Linked DNA regions of Homo sapiens: region 1 is linked to region 2. A link is a contact called in ENCODE Hi-C or POLR2A ChIA-PET data. All regions are on one chromosome and are shown on one strand. The core of a region is the stretch at or near the end of the contact, and the rest is flanking DNA. Distances in the headings are between cores, read along the strand shown. Region 1 has its middle 24 kb from the start of AXIN2. Region 2 has its middle 46 kb from the start of AXIN2.

Region 1 (6,584 bases), core at 2,676-5,175, 70 kb before region 2:
AGAGGTTATACAGGCGTTCCCTGACAGTTCAGATGTTACAGTCAGAGTCTCGTTGTTTTCTTGCAGTCTTGAGGCTCCAGACAAGTCAGCTTTGTAAATGGGCCTAGGGTACAGATTTGAATGTTTCAGAGGGAGATGCTCTGCTTTTGGGTCTATCAGTGACAGGACCCAGTGGGCTGTCAAGGGGAAGGGGGAAAGGGATGGTGTCCCAGCCATGTCATCCACAGTCCTGGTTTTCCAAGAGAAAGGTGACTTCCGTGCGTCATTATAACAGGGAAGAGGTTAACCTGGAAGCTCAATGGTTCTGGGACACTGTGGAAGGCTGGCCTGGCCCTGGAGGGTGGGGGGCAGGACAGGCAGTTGACATATGGGTGGCTGAGTGTGTCTGGCTGGATCAGGAGTGCGGGCGGCCAGCGAGCTGGCACCGGGCCTGGTTAAAGGCCTATCAGAGTCTCATTGACTGGCTGTCTTTGATCTCTGTTTATTCACAAGTCTGAAGAGGTAACGCCCGTGCTCAGTGATTAATTGCATTTTGGGTGGAGACCACATGCCTTAGTGATAGCTGCAGCCACAGGGACAGACCAAGGTTTCTGTCAGTATCCAGCCTTGAAGGTCAAAGTTCTCCCTATGCACCTTCTCATCACCTGCATGAAGCTTGCAAAGGCAGCCGCCAACCTGTAGGGGACATTCAGTAAATGTCACTTTTCTCCCTGCTGGCCCTTGTCTGACATTACTCAGCATTTCAGAAGTGGCATATACTATGGACTTACAACAAGCCTTGAACATTCTTGGAAAACTTGCCCAAGCTGGAATCCCATTTTTATCTTTATAACCATCTTAGAGATGAGTAGGGCAGGTAGAGTCGTTGTGATTGTGGAGATAAAGAGCACTGAGTAACCGATGGATGGGAACTTGGCCTTCCCCACATTAGTTAACCAGTCAGTGGCAGCCCTTGGATGGGCCCCGATTCTTGCAGCAAAGCCCTATTGTAGCCACTGATGTGGTTCTCGGTTAGCTGGTGAGGTCAGTATGGGGTCATTCCTTGCTTGCCAAATCCCTTGTCCACTCCCAGCTGGAAAAAATTTTTTCGAGTTATAAAGTCCCCATAATCCCGGAAAAGGAGCTGATGCGGCTGTCCTGTTTTGGGCTTTCCTCGACATTCTAGATTTGAACCATACTAAGTACTTCCCAAGCAGGAATTCCTGGCTGGCCCTGGCTAGTCATGAGATGCACTGGAAGTCCCTGGGCAGCCTCACATGGCACCAGATGCCCTCAGTGCTCTGCTCTCCAACCCCCTCTCTCCCCACCCCCACCCCACCCTGGAGACCAGCTTCTTCCTGCTTCACTCGCAGCGTTTCCTGCTGCCTCTCTGGTGGAAGCTTCTAGAATGTGTTTTGCTGGCAACTGGGAGAGCAGCAAGTGTCTGCATACCTTTAATCTCCTCCCAGCCCTTAACTAGTGGTGGACAGATGCTGGGGTATAAATCCTCCAGCTCCCTTGTCCCCAAGCCAGAACAGTGGTGAGCAGTGGGCTACGCTGTCTCCAGATTTCCCCATGGGTGGAACCAAAGTCCCCCCTCTGTGGACACTGCTCGGTGTCACAGCCTTGCTTGGCTTCCTTCCCTTCCATTCCCTCGCTCCCCTGCAGGATTTTCCTTACAGTTTTCCTAGTAATTCACATGCATTCCCCTCACAGAGTCAGTTTCTGGGGAGCCCTATCTAAGACAGTTGCTGAAATAAAATGTGAATATCTAAACAAATATGATCGCTTACATTCGTGTAATGGACTCCCATGGGGTCCCTGCTGCCTGAATCCTACCTCTCATTACATCCAGCCCCAACACGCCCACAACAGGGAGCTTTCTAAAACCCAGCTCAGGTTACGTAGCTCCTCCACTACCCAGTTTAAGACAATTTATCTGCGAAGTCAAGGCCATACTCCTAGCAGAGCCCTGGGTTTCTCCTTGATCTGGCCACAACAACTTCCACTCCAGACAGCCCCCTGTGGGTTACGTACTGTCCGGCTCCACAGGGAGCCATCCCCTCTCCCAAGGCTGCGTCGAGCTTCAGAGCCTGTGCTCATGCTGTTCCATCTTCCAGGTTTGCCCTTCTCAGTTTCCTTGAGCTGATTTTACCCCTTGTCATCTCCTGTAAAGTAGACTCAGTGCCCCCTTTTGCTCCCCTAGCACCCTGGGTACATCTCCACCTTGGTCGTTACCCTGTTTCTATGTTGATCTCTCACACAATGAGAGCTCCTGAAGAGCAAAAGTCCGGGTCTGACCATTGCTGACACTGCCCCCGAGTCTAAGCCAGTGCCCACCTGGCAGGCACCTGACATGTGGGTCAGAACAACCTGGTGATGCTCCCAGAGGAGCTCCATGAAACATGGTGCTATGGACCCAATCTGTCTCCCCAAAATTCCCATGTTGATGCCCTGACCCCCAATATTCAGAGATGGGGCCTTTGGGAGGTGATTAGGTTCAGATGAGGTCATGAGGATGGGGCCCTCATGGTGGGATTAGTGCCCCTATAAGAGGAGACACAAAGGCCAGGCACAGTGGCTCACGTCTGTAATCCCAGCACTTAGGGAGGCTGAGGCAGGCTGATCACCTGAGGTCAGGAGTTTGACACCAGCCTGGCCAACATGGTGAAACCCCATCTCTACTAAAAATACAATACAAAAATTAGCCGGGCGTGGTGGCGTGTGCCTGTAATCTCAGCTACTGGGGAGGCTGAGGCAGGGCAATCGCTGGAACCCAGGAGGCAGAGGCTACAGTGAGCTGAGATCGTGCCACTGCACTCCAGCCTGGGCAATAAGAGTGAGACTGCATCTAAAAAAAAAAAAAAAAAAAGAGATGCCAGAGAGCTTGCTCTCTCTCTGTCTCTCAGCCATAGCAGGACATAGCCAGAAGGCAGCCCTCTGCAAGCCAGAAAGAGAGCCCTCACCAGGAACCAAAGACGTCAGCATCTTCATCTTGGACTTCCAGCCTCCAGAACTGTGAGAAGTAAATATCTGTGATTTAACCACCCAGTGTATGGTGTTTTGCTATGGCAGCCCAAGCTGACTAATGCACATGGGTACAGTAAACCCAAATGTACATTTCTGGGCAAATACCAAAGATCCTGTTCTAGAATTCAGTGTCAAGACCTACCAAATATTTTTTAGGGTTGGTTTTTCTTAATTATGGGAGAAAGAATTGAGGCATTTCTGTCCATTAATTTTACCTGTATGTAATGACAATTACATCCATTGTTTTAGGCTATCTTGATCCAGGGTGGTCTAAAAATCACTGGGCTAAGCTGCTGACCCCTCAGCCTGACCTCCTGAGTCTCCAGAGAAAAGCTCTGGAATCCGGCTTTGTGTAGACCTCCCCCAGGACTCTGATGCAGAGAACAGGTGCAGCCCATGGTGCTGTCTAGCACCCCTGGACCTAAAAGCTCTAAGGCCAGGTCTGAAACTGAACTCATGAATGCTCTCACTCCAAGATCCCACTTGATCTGTTTGATCTATTTGATCCAGTGTGATCTGTTTGATATTTAAGTTTTATGAATTGTTTGCAAGTGACATACAATGTCAACAGTGAGTCAGGCACCCCCAAAGCCAAATAGGGTGGATTCATCAGAGATAAAAGCAACCAGCGAGACTGGCCTGCAAGAGTCATCCCGGCCACTCTCAAGGCATGTGAACGTTAGCCTCACCTTCCAAGGCCCAAAGTCCCTGCTCTTCCTGAGGTTCTCTTGGATCGGCCAGAGGGGCCCGTGTATGCGCTCTGCATTCTGCCTCGGGTTGGGGGGTTGGCTAAGAAGGGATCTCCTAGCTTCTGGGCCCTGAGCAGCAATCAGAGCCTCCTGGGGCCTGCGGGACTTCCTGGTGGCGCCACCAGCCCTTTTAGTGCCAGCACGTTGGCCTTGGCTTTGCTGGCTCTTCCAGCAGCCAGCACTGTCCCTGCCAGGAACTGTGATCCCACAGCCAAGGCTTTGTAGCCTCTTCATGGAGAGAGAGGCTGTGCAGCTTCCTCTTCAGCTGGGCCAGGGTCCCTTGGGGTTCCCTTTCTTCCAAGGCCACATCCCTTAAGAAACAAAGCAAGTCCTTCTCAGGTGCTCGTGATCCTTGCAGGGGGTGCCTCAAGGACCTTCCAGGCAGGTGGAGAGAGGCAGTGACCTAGTCTTGCAGGAAGTGTCCTCAGTCTTCATGCAGAAAGCCTTGGGGACCTGGGCAAGAGAAGAGTTAAGTTCTGGGCTGAGGCTTCAGTGTTCAATTTCTTTATTTCCTGTTGATGACATTATTGCCTTCCTACAACCATTGACACATGTTGCTTTCATCTGTTTCATTTCAAGACATGAGTACACTCGCTGGAAACTATGCTTAATAGCTAAACTCAAAACATTTGGATTTCCTTTCCTTCTGTGACTCTTTGCTGGTATGCTGCATTCTCTAGTTTTTTTGGGTGGTGGTGGCATGTGTGTTTTTTTCAGCCACCATTTCTAAGCAGCAAAAAGAGAAGTCACTGGCTCTCTGGCCACCTGCCTCAGGCCCATCTGCTGCATATGGGATATTTCCCTTCGCTGGAGGAGGCCTATGTTTGCCCCATGTTGTGGTGGTTGGAGAGCATCTCTTCGTCCTCTTCTTTTACCCAGCTCCTTCCCCTGCCTGTCAGGGAGAGGACCAGCCTTGTCAGGGAGAGGACCATACCTACAGGATGGGCAGATGGCTTCTTCCAGTTGCTGTGTGCCCTGGAGCCTGCACCTACCCTTCCCACCTTCCCCAGCAGTGCAGGGCTGCATGACTCATGGCTTGGACCTTCTGAACAGAGCCTCCGGAATAGAGAGGTGAGCTTGTCAGTCTGGACCCGAGGACTCAGGGGAACAAATAGGACTTGCTGCCTGGGCTGCCTGTGGAGGGGATCTGGGCAAAGCTCCCCTTGGCCAGACCTTGGATGGAAAGCGGCCATTGGAAGCAGGCCAGCCTCATCTGGTTGGAATAGGGTTTGACACGTGTTTCCAAGCCTGGTCGCAGAGCTGCAGCTGCCACTAGCCCTTCCCTGGGCCCGGACTGCGCTGCCCGTTGACAGTCTGCAAAGCAAGCAGTCAGTCTGCTATGGAAGGGTTTGCAAGGTGGATGCCCCCCTAGCCTGGGGTGACTGCCCAGCCCCCACCAGCCTCCTGGGAGGGACATATTCCCAGGAGGAAGCCAGAGGGGAGCGGGAGGGGAAGGCAGCCACAGTCTGACTCCCTAAGATGAAGAAAGTCACTTGCGGTATGCATGGACCTTTATGTCCATTTCTCCTTTTATCCTTCCCGTAACAGAACGGCTTATTCCCATTTTGCAACTGGGAAAAGTGAAGCCCAGGAAGGGTGAGAAATTTGCTCAAGCTAGGCCAGGTGTGGTAGCTCACACCTGTAATCCCAGCTGAGGATTACAGCTGGGAGGCTGAGGCAAGAGGATCACCTGAGGTCAGGAGTTCGAAACCATCCTGGCCAACCTGGTGAAACCCCATCTCTACTAAAAACACACAAAAATTAGCAAGTTGTGGTGTCAGACACCTGTAATCCCAGCTACTCAGGAGGCTGAGACAGGAGAATCATTTGAACCCGGGAGGCAGAGGTTGCAGTGAGCCAAGATCATGCCATTGCACTCCAGCCTGGGTGATAGAGCGAGACTCCGTCTCAAAAAAAAAAAAAAAAAAAAATCAGAAAAAAGAAATTTGCTCAAGCTCACAGAGTTGGGTTTGTTTTGTTTGAGACAGGGTCTCATACTGTCGCTCAGGCTGGAGTACAGTGGCGCTATCACAACTCACTACAGCCTTGACTTCCCAGGCTCAAGCGATCCTCCAGCCTCAGCCTCTCAAGTAGCTGGGACCACAGGTGCAAGCTTTCATGCCTGGCTAATTTTTAATTTTTTTTGTAGAGATGGGGCTATGTTGCCCAGGCTGGTCTCGAACTCTTGGGCTCAAGCAATCCTCCTGCCTCGGCCTCCCAAAGTGCTGGGATTACAGGTGAGCCACTGCCTTACACAGCTTTTAAATGCTGAAGTTGGGATATGGGCCCAGACTTGAGGTCACCAAAGCCAGTTTTCTTTGGGATGCATCAAACCTGTCTGCCTGGAGGGAGATGGTGGTGGGTGCACTAGGCTTGGTGGGTGCGCTAAGCTAGACTTTAAGAAGATGGCCGGGCTCGGTGGCTCACGCCTGTAATCCCAGCACTTTGGGAGGCTGAAGCAGGTGGATCACGAGGTCAGGAGTTCGAGACCAGCCTGGCCTACATAGTGAAACCCCATCTCTACTCAAAAATACAAAAAATTAGCCAGGTGTGGTGGCAGGCACCTGTAATCCCAGCTACTCGGGAGGCTGAAGCAGGAGAATCGCTTGAACCCAGGAGGTGGAGGTTGCAGTGAGCTGAGATTGCACCATTGCACTCTAGCCCAGGCGGCAGAGCGAGACTCCATCTCAAAAAAAAAACCAGAAGAGTCCATACTCCTCCCATTTTTCTCCTCGGTCCCTCTCTCCCACTTCATCCTGGGCCTCTTCTGTTCAGCAATCCACATTTCAGGCAAATAGGAAGAAAGTCCGCTAATAGACAGGTAAG
Region 2 (6,448 bases), core at 3,220-5,719:
CTGATAACATTTTGGTTTATTTCCTTTCAATAGATGACATCTTCTCTTGACCAAATAAAGCGTTCTGAGCATCTCATAATTTTTCAGGATAAATTTCTCCATGTGTGAAGACTTTCGTTGCTTCAAGCAGAGTTTGTGGACATTTCTGCAAACCACCTCCACCCCCATCTAGAACTGCTTTGATGCCTCGACTTTTTCTAACAAGAGGCATAGCATAGCCTCTCCCACTTGGAGGCAGGAGGTAGGCTGAGCCCAGGATAGGCTACTGACTCCCCAGGAATTGTATCATTGACTTCCGGACTGGGACAGAATTTGGCTTGGAGTTCTTGCCGCCTTGCCCTGCCCCCTTACCTATTGGGAGGTCCTGCTCCTTGGTCACCTGCTCGGCTTGTCTACTACTTGCCTGGTTCCATTGCTCCACACCTTCCACCTTTGTACAAGATCTGATGAGATCTTGTTTCTGATCCTAGTTTGTCTCTACCCTTTCATCCCTAACACACAGTGTCTTCCCAGCCACCTCCCTCTAAGAATCTCCATAAATGGCACCAGTAAGATTTGTTCTTGCAGTGGTTATCTGTTGTTTTAGCTGGCCCAACATCCATGTTTTCACCTCCTGATGTTAACATCTTGGTATTCCTTTGGGGAGCACCCTTCGGCTGCAAAGATGCTCATATGATCTGGCCAATTAGTAGAGCTTATCATTTTGGCTACTGTGATTGGTCCAGGGAGGGACATGTGACTTAAGTTGTTCCAATGAGAGTCACACCTGGGACTTGTGCCATGAATTCAGAGAATGCGGTGCTCTCTCCCTGTTGAAGTTTCTGAAATGGGATAACCAAATCCTTAGGCTTCTGGGGGCCATGGTATGAAAGGCTCCTATTTTGGGATTGAAGCCACTAAGAAGGAAATAGGAGCCACAAGATGGCAGGGTGGGGGTAAAGAAAAAGATCCACTAAGTCCTATGACTTTACTTGGGTCCTTAGATTCAACTGCTCTGAAAGCCCAGCCTTGGGAGTCAATAAATCCTGTCATCTTTTTTTTTCTTCCTCTTCAGTCAATTTGTCTTGGGTTTTTGTCATGGCCAACGCAAATAATTCTGACTAATAATATGGCTCCTGTCCTAGGGGTTGGGGGGGATCTATTCTCAAGGCCAATTTGGATGTCAGGGAGCCCAAGTTCCTGGACATTCAGGTGCATACACCACATGGGGAGAGATGGTTAGAGAGGGGGAATGGGCCACTTTGGAATACAAGACGGGAGTGACGAAGAGATGCTCCAAGTTCCAGTCACAGAGGATGCCATGTTGAGATGCTCATAAACAAAGCATAGGGTATATAGCGGCCATTTTAAAAAGTGCTTCTTGGGACCTAAGCCTCTTTGGTAGTCTTCTGCACATCACTGTCATTGCCAGCATCACCAGCACCTGCTGAGGACTACCATGGGCCTGTGCTGGGTGTGGAGGGGGTGGTAGGGGTGGGGAAACAGGCCATGAAAATGTGGTCCCCAACCCAGAGGAGCACCTGATTGAGAGATCATGATTCATTGGAGAAGTTGCTTGAATAGCCTGGCATGGTGGCTCATGCCTGTAATCCCAATACTTTGGGAGGCTGAGGTGGGTGGATTGTTTGAATCTAGGAGTTAGTGAGTCTAGTCTCTAGGAGTCTAGGAGTCTAGCAAGGAGTCTAGGAGTCTAGTGAGACCTCATCTCAAAAAAAAAAAGTTGGCGGGCTCACTGGTTCACACCTGTAATCGCAGCACTTTGGGAGGCTAAGGCTGGTGGATCACCTGAGGTCAGGAGTTGGAGACCAGCCTGGCCAACATGGTGAAACCTCGTTTCTACTAAAAATACCAAAAATTAGCCGAGTGTGGTGGTGGGTGTCTGTAACCCCAGCCTGAGGAAGGAGAATCTCTTGACCTGGGAGGCGGAGGTTGTAGTGAGCTGAGATTGAGCCACCGCACTCCAGCAACAGAGCGAGACTCCATCTTGGGGAAAAAAAAAAAAGTTGCTTGAATAAAACTTGTCTGAACATCCAGAGGAAGGTCACTGCTGAGCTGAGACTTCGGGGGTCCTGGGGGTGGTCAGGAGGACAGTGGAAGGGTAATTCAGGGAGAGAGAGCAGTTTGGGCAAGGGCAAGAAGGTGGGAAAGAAGTGAGAGTTGAGGCTATAAGGGCAAAGCAGGTGGTGAGGGGCTGCCCTGGACTTTTCCAGGTTGGGGCTTTACCCAGACGAAGGGTGGGAGTCAGATCTGTTCTGGGAGAAGCAGACCCTGGTGGAGGCGTGGAAGACAGAGAGGAAAGAAACCAATAGCCACAGCTGCCACCTTAACAGTTTTTCACTCCCCCTCCTCCCCCATTTTCTCCCTCCTCCCACACCTCTCCCTCACCCCTCTCCCTGCTCCTTCCTTTCTTTCTCTCCCCTTTCCCTGCCCCCCCTTCACCCATTCTCTGCCTTCCGCATCTCTCTTCCTCATTCTTCTTTCCCCTTCTTTCGTCTCCCCCCTGCTCCTTTTACCCTCCCTTCCTCCACCCTCTGCCCTGTCTTCCTGCCCCGCTTCTGCCTCCTTAGGGGCATAATCCCCCTGGGAGGGGAGTAGAACCTGCTCCCTGACCTCCGGCAGCCACAGTCTCTGACAAGCTTATTTTGGCCAAAAGAAGATGCCCCCGCCGCCCCCATCCCCAGCCCTAGGAAGGGAGGCCCTGAGACAGGAGAGCCCGGGGTGGGCCAGGGTTGCTGCCAGCCAAGAAGGGCAGTGAGGATTGAGCTGACTTGCTTGTTATTATTTTTCTCCCCTGGGGGCCATCAGCATAGACTTCTGGGCTTGGAGTCTTTATAGATTCTCACTCCCTTGGCAACACAGCGCTCCTGTCCAACCTGGAGTATTTAATTACCAAGGAAAAGAATGATTTTTTTTTTCCCTGAGAATCCATTTAATTATTTGATTGCACAGTAACCAAAGAGTGTGAGAGGCCTGTAGCCAGAAGGGACTTCAAAGCATTACCTTGATGTTGCTGAGTGGGGCATTAATGGGTTCTGAAGGCAGGAGATTGCTAAAGAGAGGGAAAGTATTCAAAGCGCCTCGCAATCCTGCCAGCAATCTCGAAAAATGCATAAACACTGGAATGCTCCGTCGGAGAGGGAAGGAGAGTTCAAAGGGACTGGGAGAGTTTTCATGTAAAGTTTAGAGTTTAAGGCGTGACTGTTGGCTATGGAGACTCAGCGTTTGAACTCTTGTTTATTAAAAACAGTTTCCCAGCCATTCAGCGGGTTCCCAAAGACAAGAGAAATGCAGACTTTTGCAGGGAAGAAGGTTGAAAGGCTTCATTGATTCCTACCTAGGGTTTTCCCCGCCTGCTCTTTTGTGCTTGTTTGCTGTCTTTTCTTTTCTTTTTTAATTTATTATTATTTTTTTGATCAAGTTTTAAAAGTCCCACTATCAGAGGGAGGAGGCCGCAGAGAGAGGTCTCCTCCCCGAGCCCCACCCAGGAGAGCAGGTTGCCCTGCCCCGCTGTTGGCTGTTGTGCTGGGAGGCTGGGGACTGCGCTGGTGATGCTTCCACCTCCAGGTTCTTTAGAGGCAAAGGCTGTGGGCTGGATTCTGGGCCCAGCTCTGGCTTGCTCAGAGGGTCTCCTGGCTGTGGGGTTCTCCACTTCTCTCTGCTCTTCCTTGTTTGCCTGGGGTAATGGAGGCAGCTTAGGCTCTCCTACATACGCCCTCAGATGGGGCTCAGAGAAGGCCTTCAACTTTCCAGGTCTCATTTCCAAGCCCAGGGACACGGGCTGGTATCTTGTAGTGACCCAACACTGTTCCTAAAATCCCATTTGACAGATGGTTTAGCTGGGCGCAGTGGCTCACGCCTGTAATCCCAGCACTTTGGGAGGCCGAGGTGAGCAGATCACTTGCGGTCAGGAGTTCGAGACCAGCCTGGCCAACATGGTGAAACCCTATCTCTACTAAAAATACAAAAATTAGCCAAGCATGGTGGTGTGCACCTGTAATCCCAGCTACTTGGGAGGCTGAGGTGGGAGAATTGCTTGAACCTGGGAGGTGGAGGTTGCGGTGAGCCGAGATCATACCACTGCACTGCAGTCCAGGTGACAGAGTGAAACTCCATCTCAAAAAAAAAAAAAAAAAAAGGTGGTTTAAATAAAATCCATAGAGGAACCCTCAAGCCACAGAACTGTCTCTGGCTCCCAGCTCTCTCCCAAGCGTCAGCAAAAGCTGAGCCACACTTGGATATCTGGTTGAGCTCCTTGTTCCCCATATCAGGAAGAAGTCAACTTTGCCTCACAGGTCAGTCTGGCCCCCAGAAAATGAGAGACAGTTCAGGGCAGAGCCACTTCTCATGGGCAACTCTGGCCTCTGGGAAATGTTTCTCTCCATCCACCCTGACCTTGCCAGCTTGGAGAAGCAGCCAGGAAGTAAGGGGCAAGAAGCGCTGGGCAGGATGCCTCAGCCCTGCCTGGCACTCACGCTGGGGCCCTTAAGCAAAACGCCTCTGTCTTCTCCAGCTTGTTGCAGGATGACGAATATCTGAAGCACATCACACAGGGACTGTGGCCAAACCCTCCCTGAATTAGGGCTTCTCTGTCCTTCCTTTGAGAACGTGGCTAAGGTCTCACCCAACTCTATACTCTCATTCACCTTTATTCTATGTGAAGAACAGGTTTTTAAACTAAATATTTTGTTTTGTTTAACCAGAAGCCCCCAGGCTACATTACAATTTTTTATTAAAATACTGTATGGAACCTATCCAGGCTCCCCACCCACACCCCCTTGGCTTTTTTTCATGGGAAGATGGATCGTCAGGGCAATTCCAACTGTCTTCATGACATAAGAGGAAAAAAATCACCAATTTCAAACCACAACGTTCATGTTCACACCCACGTGCATTCTCTCTTCCATATGAATTTCACTTCTCTCTGAGTCAGAGGCAGTGATGTGCCGGCAAACACTTCACGCCTGGCTCTCCAGGGGAACAAGCCCTGATGTGTCACATTTGCCAATTTCCATGGTGTAAAGACTTCCACCATGGTCGATTTCCAACTACCAACTTGAGGTCACTAAACTGGGAGTTTGGAAGAGAAGACCACGATCAGCTCTCAGAAGCCAGTGTGAGCTCATTCCAACTCACGACTGAGAAGGACTCCAAAACTGGTGAGTTTCTGAGAGGATTCTGATAGAAGCTGCCTTCTCTTCACAGTACCCTCATTCCAAAAGACTGCATCCTAGCTAAAAGGCTAAATAGTCTTTTGGCTTTATTTATTTATTTATTTTTGAGACAGAGTCTCACTCTGTTGCCCAGGATGGAGGGCAGTGGCATGATCTCAGTTCACTGCAACCTCTGCCTCCCAGGTTCAAGCGATTCTCCTGCCTCAGCCTCCCGAGTAGCTGGGATTACAGGTGCGCACCACCACACCTGGCTAATTTTGTATTTTTAGTGGAGACCTGGTTTCACCATGTTGGCCAGGCTGGTTTTGAACTCCTGATCTCAGGTGATCTGCCCACCTCGGCCTCCCAAGGTGCTGGGTTTACAGGCGTGAGCCACTGTGCCTGGCCTTTTGGCTTTATTAAACCATCAATGGATGTAGAAATAAAAGCATAAAGAATGTGTCATTGAGGCACGGGTTATTAACACTCGTTTTATCCTTTCTTTGTACCAGGCACCATGCAAATAGCACATGTGCAAATGGCTGTGTGTGTCTCCATACACACACATGTGTATGTATGTAATAATATGATACTATAATACTATTGGCTGACAGGGAGGTTTCTTTGTTCTTGCTACTCTGTTGGTTCCACTCTCCTCAAATTCCTATTAGAAAACATGGATTCAATTTTGTGGGATGTGTGGGGTTTCCCAATTTCTGTACCTAAGGTCTCATCCAATAAAGAAAATAGCTTCACTACTGAGATGTTTGCTCAGGCTAATTTACAAGGTAGTTAACTGATGGATGGGAATGACAAAAAAAAAAAAAAGTATTTTGAAGTAGCATTCAGAGTAATTTTTCTTTCTTTTCTTTTTTTTTTTTTTTTTTTTGAGACAGAGTCTCACTCTGTCACCCAGGCTGGAGTGCAGTGGCACAATCTCGGCTCACTGCAAGCTCCGCCTCCCAGGTTCACACCATTCTCCTGTCTCAGCCTCCCGAGTAGCTGGGACTACAGGCACCCGCCACCATGCCCAGCTAATGTTATATTTTTGGTAGAGACAGGGTTTCTCCGTGTTTGTCAGTGTGATCTCGAACTCCTGATCTCAGATGATCCACCTGCCTCGGCCTTCCAAAGTGCTGGGATTACAGGCATGAGCCACCATGCCCGGCCAGGGTCATTTTTCTAAAAGTCAATTTTTCCAAGGTATAATTTGTGTAAAATGAAATGCTTCCCTTTTACCACAACCAAGACCTAAAACATTTTCTCCACTCACATGCCCCTTTGCGATCAACCCTCAC

The links. Hi-C counts contacts between places; a loop is a spot of excess contacts on that map. ChIA-PET counts read pairs that join two places held with the same protein, here RNA polymerase II (POLR2A). Pooled maps may share reads with other maps.
Region 1: a pooled map shows a loop between it and region 2 (4-fold over the local background). The contact joins two enhancer-like sites. A Hi-C loop is called at or near these places in 4 of 50 pooled maps. POLR2A ChIA-PET finds 5 or more read pairs at or near these places in 5 of 52 experiments (T-cell, activated CD4-positive, alpha-beta T cell, activated CD4-positive, alpha-beta memory T cell and 2 more).

The regions. Positions count from the first base shown.
Region 1 is chr17:65,582,457-65,589,040 of GRCh38, reverse strand. No RefSeq gene overlaps it. Among named protein-coding and RNA genes, the nearest start is that of AXIN2, 24 kb to the right of the region's middle. RefSeq lists an enhancer at 5,007-5,541. Within about 2 kb of position 3,925, at least 6 of the 41 ENCODE cell types and tissues checked have a DNase peak (open chromatin) inside an H3K27ac peak, as active enhancers do.
Region 2 is chr17:65,512,779-65,519,226 of GRCh38, reverse strand. No RefSeq gene overlaps it. Among named protein-coding and RNA genes, the nearest start is that of AXIN2, 46 kb to the left of the region's middle. Within about 2 kb of position 4,469, at least 2 of the 41 ENCODE cell types and tissues checked have a DNase peak (open chromatin) inside an H3K27ac peak, as active enhancers do.